2 separate regions of the Mus musculus genome follow, and region 2 is linked to region 1. The links are chromatin contacts, found by POLR2A ChIA-PET in ENCODE. All regions are on one chromosome and are shown on one strand. The core of a region is the stretch at or near the end of the contact, and the rest is flanking DNA. Distances in the headings are between cores, read along the strand shown.

What was found. ChIA-PET counts read pairs that join two places held with the same protein, here RNA polymerase II (POLR2A).
Region 2: POLR2A ChIA-PET joins it to region 1 with 15 read pairs in Patski. The contact joins two enhancer-like sites. POLR2A ChIA-PET finds 5 or more read pairs at or near these places in 2 of 5 experiments (Patski and embryonic stem cell).

The regions. Positions count from the first base shown.
Region 1 is chr5:107,117,630-107,123,707 of GRCm38, forward strand. Tgfbr3 (transforming growth factor, beta receptor III) reads right to left here. Exons shown (of 17, transcript NM_011578.4): 15 at 3,731-3,778; 16 at 790-897. Among named protein-coding and RNA genes, the nearest start is that of Gm42146, 26 kb to the left of the region's middle. Within about 2 kb of position 3,627, at least 1 of the 3 ENCODE cell types and tissues checked has a DNase peak (open chromatin) inside an H3K27ac peak, as active enhancers do.
Region 2 is chr5:107,265,821-107,271,898 of GRCm38, forward strand. Tgfbr3 (transforming growth factor, beta receptor III) reads right to left here. Exons shown (of 17, transcript NM_011578.4): 2 at 374-530. The coding sequence starts at 440. Among named protein-coding and RNA genes, the nearest start is that of Tgfbr3, 21 kb to the right of the region's middle. Within about 2 kb of position 2,516, at least 1 of the 3 ENCODE cell types and tissues checked has a DNase peak (open chromatin) inside an H3K27ac peak, as active enhancers do.

The sequences.
Region 1 (6,078 bases), core at 2,377-4,876:
GAAAACATGGGAGCTGGGGATGAGCGCCTGCTGCCCAAGCATGATGGCTGGGCTATAGAATCTCCCAGAACTTATGTAAAGTTCAGGGAAGGCTGATGGCTAACTGTATCTTAGGGCTTTGGGGGTCGAAGCCAGGATTATTGGGGCAACTCTGTATTCACCAAAAGAACATCAAAACAGGAAGGTGAGGTGGGAGAGCACACCTTTAACTTTTTTTGTTTCACTTTTTATATTTTTTTTAGTCATAAAAATATATTTTGAAATATAAACTTTGTAAAATGGGAGAATTTTGTTTATGAAAGATGTCATGAGTTAAAGGCCAGGAGGTCGTGGTTTGGAGTCCCTGACTGAGGACAGGACAAGGGCGGGCATTATCCAATGCCCTGGCAGCTGTGGTCATGAGCAACTGGTCTCCTTCATCACAGCAGCTTATTCCACGGCCTTTCATTTTGGAGCGAAGGTTTCTAGTTCCAGTTCGTCATGCTACCCAGACTCCTTTAGGTTCTATGACAAGATTAGACTGTCTTAGAAGCTGAATATCACCAGCACTGTAACTGCAACTAACAAAAGCAGGGTAAACATTTTTTTTTCTCTAGGCATCACTTAGACCAAGTTACATTTTTACGTGACCTAAAACACAAAATACATAAATATAAGAATAGTGAAAATGGATATTCTCTTCCTTTTGCTTATTATATCACCTGTCCAACAAAAACTCTGGTGTCTATTGTGTGGCGGGTGCCCTGTGTGGCCCAGATGCACCCTAGTTTCCAGTGAGTAGTCACTAACCTGTGTGGGAGTAGATATACCACAAGGCCCCCGTCAGGAGTGCTCCGATCACAAATGCTGCAAACGCAATGCCCATCACGGTGAGCGTGTCCAGGCCGTGGAAAATCTCTAGAAGAGGGGAAGAGATACATACATGATGTCAAGCTGTCTGTTTCACACTTCAGCTTCATTCTCACTTCCCAAGCACGGTCACAGTAAGATCAGAGATAATAATTACAGTAAACTCTATATTTTGTTACTGGCAAATCTGCTGACAAAGGAAAAGATGGATTGATTGGGCTTTTACATATTCTGTTTGCAATTTATTCTGAGCAAAGTGATTTTTTAAATAAAAAATTTCCAGCTTATTTAATTTACTTTGTTTGTATGATTCTTTTGCCTGCATACACTTAAGTGGACCATGGGTGTGCCCCTTGAATCTCCACGGACCATGGGTGTGCCCCTTGAATCTCCTATCTTAGAACTGGGGTTCTGCATGGGTACGGGCCACCGTGAGGGTGCTCGGGACCCAACTGGGGTCATCTGCAAGAGCAACAAGTGCTCTTAATCACTGAGCCACCTCCCCAGCCCCCCAAAATGTCATTTTAAAAAATAAGATTTATAAATGCCGTGATACTTTAAATCTGTGGTCTGAGAACCTCGGTAACGTGAAAAGTCACAAGTTACAATACTTTAGACGGTAAAGAACCAGGAGTGCACGGCCTTAGTCCCGGCACTCGGGATACAGAGCAGGCAGATCAAGATGAGTTCACGACCAGCCCCGTCTATACAGTGAGCTCCAGGCCAACCGAAGCTACACAGTGAGACCCCATCTTTTAAAAAAAAGTAAACTTCCCACTATCAAAATCAGCCTTGTTGCTTCTTCCTTGGGTGGTTGTAAGCAATGAGGCTCACCGTAGCCTTAGCGGACTCTGAAGTGTTTTTGAGAACACTTATAGAGTCAGAAAGATGAGAGGGGAAGAGAACAGAACAGAATGAATTATTCTTGTGCATTAGAACACACCTCAGAGTTCACAGTAAGCCCCAGCCTTAATCCTCATGAGCAGCCTCGCTCTAAACAACCTGCTCTTTGACGCCTTTCCAACTCTGCTCTTTCTGTGAAGAAAATTACTTCTCGTGGGTGCCACGTCAGTTTTACAGTCAGCAAAACATGTAAAAGAACTAATTGTTCCTCTACTTGGCAAAGTTGGTTTTTTTTTTTTGTTTGTTTGAAATTGACTTCAGCTCTCAGAAATTGGATATTTTCTTTCATTCAAGACTAAGTATCTTTGAGTTAGGACTAGTTTGTAAAGAAGTGTTTGGTAAGATAAAAGTCTGTCTTAATATATACACACACATACACACACAGACACGTTAGTGTGTGTGTAATTTTTTTAAATTGAAGGTACAAGTTTTCTCCGTGTCACAATTTCTTCTTTTACTCCATTCAGAAGCAACCCTAACTGAAAGCTCTAGAAATGAAACCTCTGCGCTTTTGAACTCATACCAACACAAAAGATTCAGCCATAGGCAAAGGTGGCCCCTGAGTACCCAAAGCCATTCGAAGGCTTTTGTTTAGTATTGCCCTATGGAAGGCGTCCCGAAGGACCCAAGCTCTTCCAGCTGCATGCCTGCTGGTGTGTTCATTTACATTCTGGAATAAGGAGGGTGTCTCCACCCACCAGAGGCAGGAGGTGACACAAGATGAGTCAGTCTGACAGAGAGGCAGTCCTGGGAAGGAACACAGAACGAGAAACCAGGAAGAGCCTGGTGGAAGTTACAATGGCAGGTCAACCCTTCAGGCCACGAAGCTTAATCTAGTCCATGGGACAGATACAAAGAGGTGCTGAACCATCAGGGTTAGGGTTATGCCTACAAATGCAAAGATAGCGTGCTCCTAAGTCTTTTAGTAAAAACATCCTGAAATTCCAAAGACAGAGATGTCACTTATGAAAATAAGCCCAGTGGGTCTGTTACTGAGTTTGTGGTTCTCCATTATTCCATAATCTCCTGGAAATAAGTCACTTAGAAGAACATAAAAAGGGCTTTCTATAAAAGTACTATAAAGAGTGATTTGTATAAAGCACTCTTGAGACAGAGATGGGCGAATCTCTGAGTTTGAGGCCAGCCTGGTCTACAGAGTGAGTTCCAGGATAGCCAGGGCCACACAGAGAAACCCTGTCTCGAAAAAAAAACAAAAAAACAACAAACCAAAAAATAAAAATTAAAAAAATAAAGAAAAGAAAAAAAAAAGAAAGTTAAAGAAAAGAATACTATGTATGTCTTGCGGTCAGCAATGGGAACAAGTCCTGGGAGTCTCCAGGAAGAAAACAATACAGACTATCCTCACAGGGACATATCATCTAGAACTCTGGGTGGATGGCAAGACGCCAAGGTGGAGTCCTGCTTCTGTGCCAATGATAACCATGGAAACTCACTTCAATAATATACAAAATGATAACCACCTACATGACTCCCAACTCATTGCCCTGTACCAATGGTGCTGAACACCGGTATGCTCTTACTCTCCCTAGCTCTCTCCATCCCTTGACCTAAAAATAGTCTTGAATGTGTGGTGCTGAGTTCCTCTCAGCAGGTAACCACCACAGGCAGAATTTGAAGCAAACACTCCAGATTGGATGACAGGGAAAAAACAAAAAACCCACAAATAATTAACTTGGTAAAGTGAGGCTGTAGCCTTCCCACTCTGGCTACATGTGTCAGTGGGTCAGCAAATTAAGGTTTTCATGCAGCGAAGGTAGAGACCGCAGGAATAGGAAGGGAGGGGGGTGAAGGAAGGACAGGGGAAGGGAAAAGGAACGCATGAGAGGAAAGGAAGAGGAAGTGGGCAGGACTGCCCAGTACTCCTTATCAGCTCAGCTTGGCACGACTTCTTCCCGAACCAGCACATTCTTAGAAAAGGCCAGAGGCTTTGCCTGGAAATAGTTGCATAAAGACTTACGTGGAGGAGGAGGAACCGGACTGGACTCCTTCATGTTTGGAACATTTTCTGAAACAAAAGCATAAGTCACAATGCATTCCACTGACGTAAGGGATCATCGGGCTCAGCAGAGCAGACGTTTTTCTATTTGTTTGTGTGTGTGTGTGTAATCCTATGGGGGTGCTACTGGAGGCTAGTATTGGATTCCCTGGAGCTAGAATTATAAGTTGTGGGCCACCTGACTTGGGTGCTGGGTGCTAACCTCTGGTTCTCTAGAAGGGCACCCAGCTCTCTTAACTGCTGCGCCATCTCTCCAGCCCCATCTTAATAAATACTTTGTGAAACCGCTACCAGTATTCCTCTTTACATATCAAAAGTCCATCTCAGAAAAGTTAGGCACTGTAGTTTGCTAATGAGAGATTACAGAGAAGGAAAGCCAAAGGCACCCGAATCTAAGGGCTCTGAGTCTGACTGCGCGCATGTATTCATCTCATTATCTATACAAGGGTTCAATACCGACAAAAACCGTGCATCTCCAATACAGTCACAACACTGTTCCCGCTTTTAAACATTCTCTTAATAATTTACAGCTTTCAGCTGGGCATAGCGGCAGGTGTCTTTAATCCTAGCACTCAGGAGGTAGAGGCAGGTGTGTTCGAGGCTAAGCCTGGTCTACATAGAGACCAGGGTTTCAGGACAGCCAGTACCACATAGTGAGACCCTGTCTCATAAAAACAACCACCACCACCATCTACTGCTGTTGTAACTTCTCTACTTAACCACACGGTTAGGTTTGGCTTCGCTATTGGTGTTACCAGATTCATTCTCTTCTCAGCATATTCCAAATGTTTTCTCCTACTGGGTCCCCTCACAGTGAACTCCCGAGACCCCCAGGGACTCTCCTTTGTATACATAGAAAAACAAGTGCGGTCTGCTTCCAATGAAACATAGTATCTCCTCTCCTTTCCCAGGTCCTGACGCTGGTGGCTCCTCCTTCTTTAAGGTTTGCACAGGCTCATTCAATTACACTTATAAACTAATTCCTGCTGTGCTGGCCCTGGTCTCTCCACATTGCTCATCCCCCTTTCCTGTTACATGGGCTGCATCCTAACACGCTAGAGTGCCAGGCAGTGTGGAGGTTCCCAGCGTTTCTTTTTGTCCAGCCTTCAGGAGAAGCTGGGACTTGGACTTCTAGAGGTGCCTGGTGACAGGTGCTTAAAATGCTGACACCCTTTTGGAAAATGGTGGAAACAAGAAATAAGATGACAAAAAGTTTAGGTGCGTCAATAATTCTGTAGCTTCGCAGTCGTAGAAGGCCACAGATCCGAGAGGTTTTATATGATGCTAAACCCTGTTGAGGCAGGCAGAGAAAGAATTTGCAATTACTACTTTACAAATGAGTGTGGTCTGAGACTCTGATATCCTGTGACCTGCCCAAGATCACAGCTGGGAAGCATCAGGGCCAAGGGCTGAGCCACAATTTCTGACTCTTGCCTCCAGGCTACAGAGGAGTGCAAGTCCTTGCCCTCAGCTGGGGAAGTCCTGCCTTAGTAACTACTGTTACTTAGTAACTGCTGTTACACAGGGCTTGTTGCTCTCCACAGTGAGATGGGCTTAAACCAGGGTGCCGACACTGTGGCCTGGGATGGGAAATTGCAATTTGAAATGATTTATTTAAAGAAAGCAAAAGAAGAAGAATATTGCATGAGGTGAAAATTACATGAAATTCAAGTTTGTTCCATAAGCACAGTGCCCTATGATCTGAGCACTTGAGGCAAGGGCTGGATATGTCCCAAACCAAATGTATTATCTCTCTGCCTTTCCTAGAAAAAGGGTGAAGAACCTGTGGTTCAGGCTCCACCTTTCTCTTCAGAGTTTAAACATGGTCTGTGCTCAGTGTCTCTCCGTTTCAGCTCCTTCATTCAATAAAGACACACTTTTCATTCATAGCAAAACAACTCTGACAAAAAAGAATTTGTGGAGTTTAGACCAAAATTATGCAAGCTGGCCTTATTAAATTAAAAACAAATAATAAGGTTGACATCGGGAAAAGAGATCGTTGCTTGTTCTCGGGGCTAACAAGCTCAGTTGGACCAAGTCCAATTCCTAAATGATCAATAACTGTATGGATCCCTTAAAGTGAGGATCATGGTGGCCCCCGATGAGGAAACGTTTGTGCTACATTTTGATACAATTACCAAGAAAATTAAAGCGCTTTAAAAAAAATCAATTCAGAGGGCCAGGCATAGTGTATCGTCCTATAACCCCAATCCCTGGAAGGCGGAAGCAGGATTACTGTTCGTTAAGGGACAGGTTGGATACACGGTGGCTTTGGATCAGTTTGGGCTGCATAGTGAGACTCTGTGGTG
Region 2 (6,078 bases), core at 1,266-3,765, 150 kb after region 1:
AAGATCTATTTATTTTATAAAAACATTCTTTTAAGAGAATAAAAAGACCCTTACAATTCTTATTTTGCTCTTAACTATGCCTGTAACAAAATTCAAATGGGGCTCTTTGTTATCTGCCTACCTCAACAGAGGTTAGCTGGGTCCCGTGTCATGACATTAGAATGTCTAGCCCCAGCTTAGTAAACTACAACACAGGAAAACATATTATGTATCAGTATGATAGTCAAATATTTTATTTACCTAAATAACATAAATATTCACATTTTACATAAGATAATATGGACTAAATATTTTTAGCCAAAGAGACTGAGGGGAGAAGGAAATAGGAATTCAAGAGAAGGTTAAGAGCCTCCCAATTGAGAAGGTGCATTACCTGCGGTGGCCAGGCAGGCGCTCATCAGGACAAACACAGGGACCATGTGGTGGGATGTCACTGCCATCTCTCCAACAGCCTTTGGTTCTTCAGCTGGATGGCAAGTGTGGCAAGTCGGGTGTAGCCTTAAGATCCTTCTCTGCAATGTTCAACTTGCCTAGAAAAATAAACAAATTTCAGTAAGAAAACAGTGTTGAAATTTCGCTAGTGAACACACATGTCATATGTAAAAAGTTAAATGGAGAATTTCTGAAAAGTATCGAAGAGAAACAATTTGTCCTGAAAAAGACCGGGGCAGCCCTCAGGCAAATTGGGGTGGACAGTGACTGTTAACAAAGACTCTTACAGAGAGTAGTTTTAAAAGTGACATGCTTATACTTCACATACTAAACATGAGGCAGGGTCTCACTATGTTTCCCAGGCTAGCCCAACATTCTTGGGTTCAAGTCCCTCCTGTTTCAACCTCCCTGAATGGCTAGCATCACAGGAATGTACCAACACACTCAAGTAGATCTTTGGTTCTGTGTGGAGTTTTTAGGACCGTGACAGACACGCCAGGCAGACACCTGTCATATCAGCAGTAACAATGTACACAGTCAGGGACACTGGACATGCAGTTCCAAGAGCCAGCAAGCAGAAATAGTTCTTAGAGACTGAGCCTCACCATGGCGAGGTTACCACTAAGATCAACTTCAATTGCACTGAGAGTCAATCTGCAGAGAGAAAAAAACAAAAAACAAACAAACAAACAAAAAACAACAAAAAACAAAAAAAGAACAGAAAGAACAAAACTCATATTTCAACTCTTCACCTCTTCACCAATATTAAAAAGGAGAAAGGGCTTTGCTGCCTCTCTGCCACATTGCAGAAAAACTCAGTCCTGGGCCATGTGATCCAGAAGCCTCTTTCTAACCATTTCTGGTTCCTGTCTAGAGCTCTGTCAAGGTTGTATTGCTGTTGCTTTACGTGTGTGTGTGTGTGTGTGTGTGTGTGTAGTGGGTCTCTGTGTGTCTGGATCTGTGTGTGTCTGGGTCTGTGTGTGAGTGTGGTTTGTTTGAGGCAAGGTCTCACTGTAGTCCTGGTAGGTCTGTACTCACTCTGTAGAACAGGCTGGCCACAAACTCACAGAGATCCACCTGCCTCTGACCCCTGAGTTCTGGAATTAAAGGTGTGGCCGTCATCTAGCTGAGATTTGTGACTGATATGTGTATCGGGGGAGGGGAGGTTGTTGCTTTGTTTGAGACAGTTGAAATATATATATGTATGTGTGAGAGAGAGAGACAGAGATGCAGAGGGAGAAAGAGAGACAGAGACAGAGAGAGGCACAGAGAGAGAGAGAGAGAGAGAGCGCGCACCCAGGTTTATAAGGTGCCACACATATAATACGCTATCAATCAAAAAATATCAGCTATTTTGATCACTACCCCATTCTCTTTGAGGTCTTCTTGCTGATAACTGAAAAGATCGGAGTGTGGTCGGTCATTCATGTAATTCTTAGCTCCTGCCCAACAAGTTTTGTGTATTGCCACAGGGAGAAAGAAGTCAAGGTCAAGGGAGAACAAAGTTACCAGCAATGCTGACAAGTTAGAAAACTTATTTGAAAGCCACGAAATTTACTTCAGCTAACCCCTGGAAGCCTCGCCTTTCTCTCACCATCAGATAAATGGAAATGTCTGTTTGCTTAAGAACTCGACAACAACACTGAGAGTTTGTCTCCCGTTTTTCCTCTTCAAAAATTAGATTTCCTAAATGGGTTAATAAGCTGGAGAGTTTGTTTCCAGGTTTTTTTCTTCAAAAATTAGATTTCCTAAACGGGTTAATAAAGAGAAATCTCCCTGAAAGAATATACCATTTCAACGAACACCAACAGAAATCTTACTAAAGCAAAGACCCATAAGGAGCACTGAGAAGATGGTTTACAGGAGGATTTTTATGGAGCAAATAACCACAGGCAGCCCAGGGCGCGCGTCACCTCTGCTCACATCTGTGCAGGGCCTGTGGGGCTGCGCTGCAATAATCCAGGAGCTTACACCAGTCCTGAAGGAACCATGGAAAGAAAGGCAAATGGCCCTATTAAAAATACGGCCTGCAAATTGCTGACAAGAATATTGGGCAATTATATAATTATTATATAATCGAGCCAAGCTAAACAGTTTGATGCCCAAAGGCAACCACAGCAAGTTCACTCCGGATCTCGAGACATCTCCGAGGAAGTGCAGGACAAGTTGAGACTCCACACAGCTGTGGTGAACAAAGAAGGAGCTTCTTTGAGCTGAAGCCCCTCTTTATGAGAACGTGTTCGAAAAGAAAGCAAACTGCGAGGGTTTTTTTTTTTTTTTTTTTGTCTAATCTCCCCAGTGTGCTGACAGAGTTCTAGGGCCTGGGAGGACAGGAAGGGAATCCCAGGGGTCCCACCTGGCTGATGTCCAGCCAAGACTACAGACCAGAGCTGTGGCATGACTCAGGAATCCAGCCCCTCAGCTGAATGCTGGGTGGAGCCAGGCCTCCATAATTGTGTACCTCTGAAATAAAACCAGAAAACACCAACTCCTCTTTCAGGTGAGGTTCTGTCATAGTCACTTAGCTGCTGACCCGCCTTGACATCATGAAATCTCTTTGGGCTCATGAGCTGTGTGAGTGCGTAAGTAGAACCACTGAGACCCTGGAACAATCTGGAGGCGACTGCAGAGTGATCTCTTTGCTCGCCACCCAAAGCTTCACAGCAGTGTGCTCCACTGCTGGGGATGGGAGCCTTTAGCACCACAAATTAGCAGAAGAAAACAGGGGGGGGGGGGCACTCACAGGTTAAAAACAAAGAAGAATGTGCCGCTTGCTAAGTCTGTTGATTTCGGAGCATGCTGTGTTTACTTCTGAGACCATTAATCAGAGCTGGCTGCTGCACATTCCTGAGAACCAGCAAAGCATTTGGGTAAATACAGGGATTAGCTGAGGAAAGCCTGCTCAACCAAATCCTTGACAGCACCACGAATCTAGACCCACGCTCCAAAGGAGCTACTTAGAAAAGCCTAGACTAAGGAAGGAATGTGTGTGTGTGTGCGTGTTTGTGTCTATCTGTGTGTGTTTGTGTGTCCGTCTGTGTGGTGTGTGTCTGTCTCTGTGTATCTGTGTGTGTGTGTGTGTGTATATTTGTGTGTGTGATGTGTGTATGTCCCTCCGTGTGTGTGTGTGTGTGTGTGTGTGTGTGTGTGTGTGTGTGGTATGTCTCTGTCCGTGTGTGGTGTGTGAGCATCTGTCAATTTGTGTGTGTGGTGTGTGTGTGTGTGTGTGTGTATCTGGTATATGTATATGTGTGTGTCTATGTATATTTGTGTGTGTATATTTATCCATCTGTGTGTGTGTGGTGTGTATGTGTTTGTCTGTGTGTATCGTTGTATATGTGTCTCTATATATAATATATTATATATATTTGTGTGTGTACATGTGTGTATGTTCCTCTGTGTGTGTGGTGTGTCTCTGTCTGTGTGTGGTATGTGTGCATCTGTCAATCTGTGTGTGTGGTGTGTGTCTGTATGTGTATCTGTGTATGTATATGTATGTGTCTATGTACATTTGTGTGGGTGTATGGGGGCATGTATGACACCATGTACATGTATGTACATGTGTGTACATGTGCATTGGGCAGCCCATGCAGATGTCAGAAAACAACTTTGTGAAGTCCTTTCTCTTCCAGCTCTGAGTCAGTTTAAGAATCTAACTCAGTCATCAGGTGTAGGCTATGCACAGCAAGCACATTTACTGTTAGACCATCTTGATGGCCCGGAAGATTTTGTTTGTTTGTTTTAATGAAGGGAAAACATTGTTTTTAGAGGGAAATGTGGCAAAATGGATGTCTGGTAGCCAGGAAGAAAAAAATGTGCTAGCTATTCTTAAGATGGCTAAGTACAGGACACCTTTCAAAGTGAGACATAATTCACAATTAACTTGTAACTGTTCAGTTACTCAGTTAAGAAAGGCAGTCTTAAGCCGGGTGTGGTGGCACACGCCTTTAATCCCAGCACTTGGGAGGCAGAGGCAGGCGGATTTCTGAGTTCGAGGCCAGCCTGGTCTACAAAGTGAGTTCCAGGACAGCCAGGGTTACACAGAGAAACCCTGTCTCGAAAAACCAAAAAAAAAGAAAAAAAAGAAAAAAAAGAAAAGAAAGGCAGTCTTTACATACTTGAAAGCTTGACATATAATAAATAACTGTTTAAAGTCAGCTAGCTAGAGAGTGACTACGACCAAAGAATGTTATATGAATATGTATAAAGGTTATTTCAAAACAACTATTATTTCGGACCAGAGAAATGACATGGCATATTGTGGCACACATGTGCCTGCAATAATAATAATAACAACAACAATAATAATAATAACAATAACAATAATGTTAAATCATACAAAGGAAACCATACTTTATACAACTGATCTATATTAATTTGAAAAGTGTTTTAAATTAGCATAAGTAACTTTTGAAGTTGGAAGCATTTGACTTCACGAGTGAAGAGGGGCCCCAAACGGCAAGATGAACACTTGCCCAGAATAACACAGTAAGGTCAGGACTAGAGACAAGATCTTTTCCATGATCACTGCACTGACCACCACCACTACTCTGCTCTACAAGCAGGCCGCCATTCACCTCCAACATTCCATCTCTGAAACAGAAGGGCAGGGGCTGGCAGTGCTGACAGCAAATACTGACACAGACCCTACACAAAGCACTACTTACTATAACTACGACTTGAGTCTGGACCACAGGGGCAGCTATGATGAACAGGCAGCCTGACGAGGACAAATTCTGGAGTTTTTCACAGCAAGGACACAGACCTGAGTGGTGATGTCTCCTGATACTGACAGGAATCAGACCTGCAGGTCATTTGAAGATCTTGTTCTCATGAGGGCAAGAGAGCTAGCTGACTCTGTCTCCTGCAGATGGTGGCTCTAGGTGGCCCAGGGAGAGCAGTGCTGGGGAGCTTACCCCTGCAGTGTAGACAAGGAAGAGCTGCCACACTTAACCGGCTCAGCTGCCACCCAGGCCCAGATCCAGGGCTCTGAATTGGCCCACCCAAAAATCTATATCATCTGTGAGCTGTTGAGATGTGTGAAATGCAAATCTGCAGGATCTCCACGACACAGGGCAGCAACAAGATAACCAGAGGCGTCTCGGTGAGGACCCAGTATTGATGGCGTCACAGAAAACAGATGCCTTGAACCACACCAACGACTCATAGCAATGAACATTTGCAAGTAAGGATGTGTGGACAGAGGGGTGTACTTCAGGACACACTGCCACAGATTACAGTTTCCACAAAGAGATGCCTTCTATGCATGTGTTTTTTATTTGGAGGCGGGGAACACTGCAAGAGTGAAGGGCAGATATGAGGGGATAGGGAGATAAACAGGACTGGGGTTCAGTATGCGAAACTCACAAAGAATCGATAAAAAGGTTTTTAAAAAGTGTGCTCAACTCTGCCCAGCAAGATCTTTTACATTTTTTATTTTATTTATTATCAGTGTGCTTGTTGTATGTGTCTGTGTGTGCATGTATATGTGTGCATACATGTGTGGTGTGCATATGTGTGCATGCATTTAAGTATATGTGCATGTGTGTGTGGTATGCATGTTGTGTGTGTGCATATGTGTACATGCATGTGTGCAAGCATGTGTGTACATGATACTACACTCACTCACGAGACAGTCAGAGAACA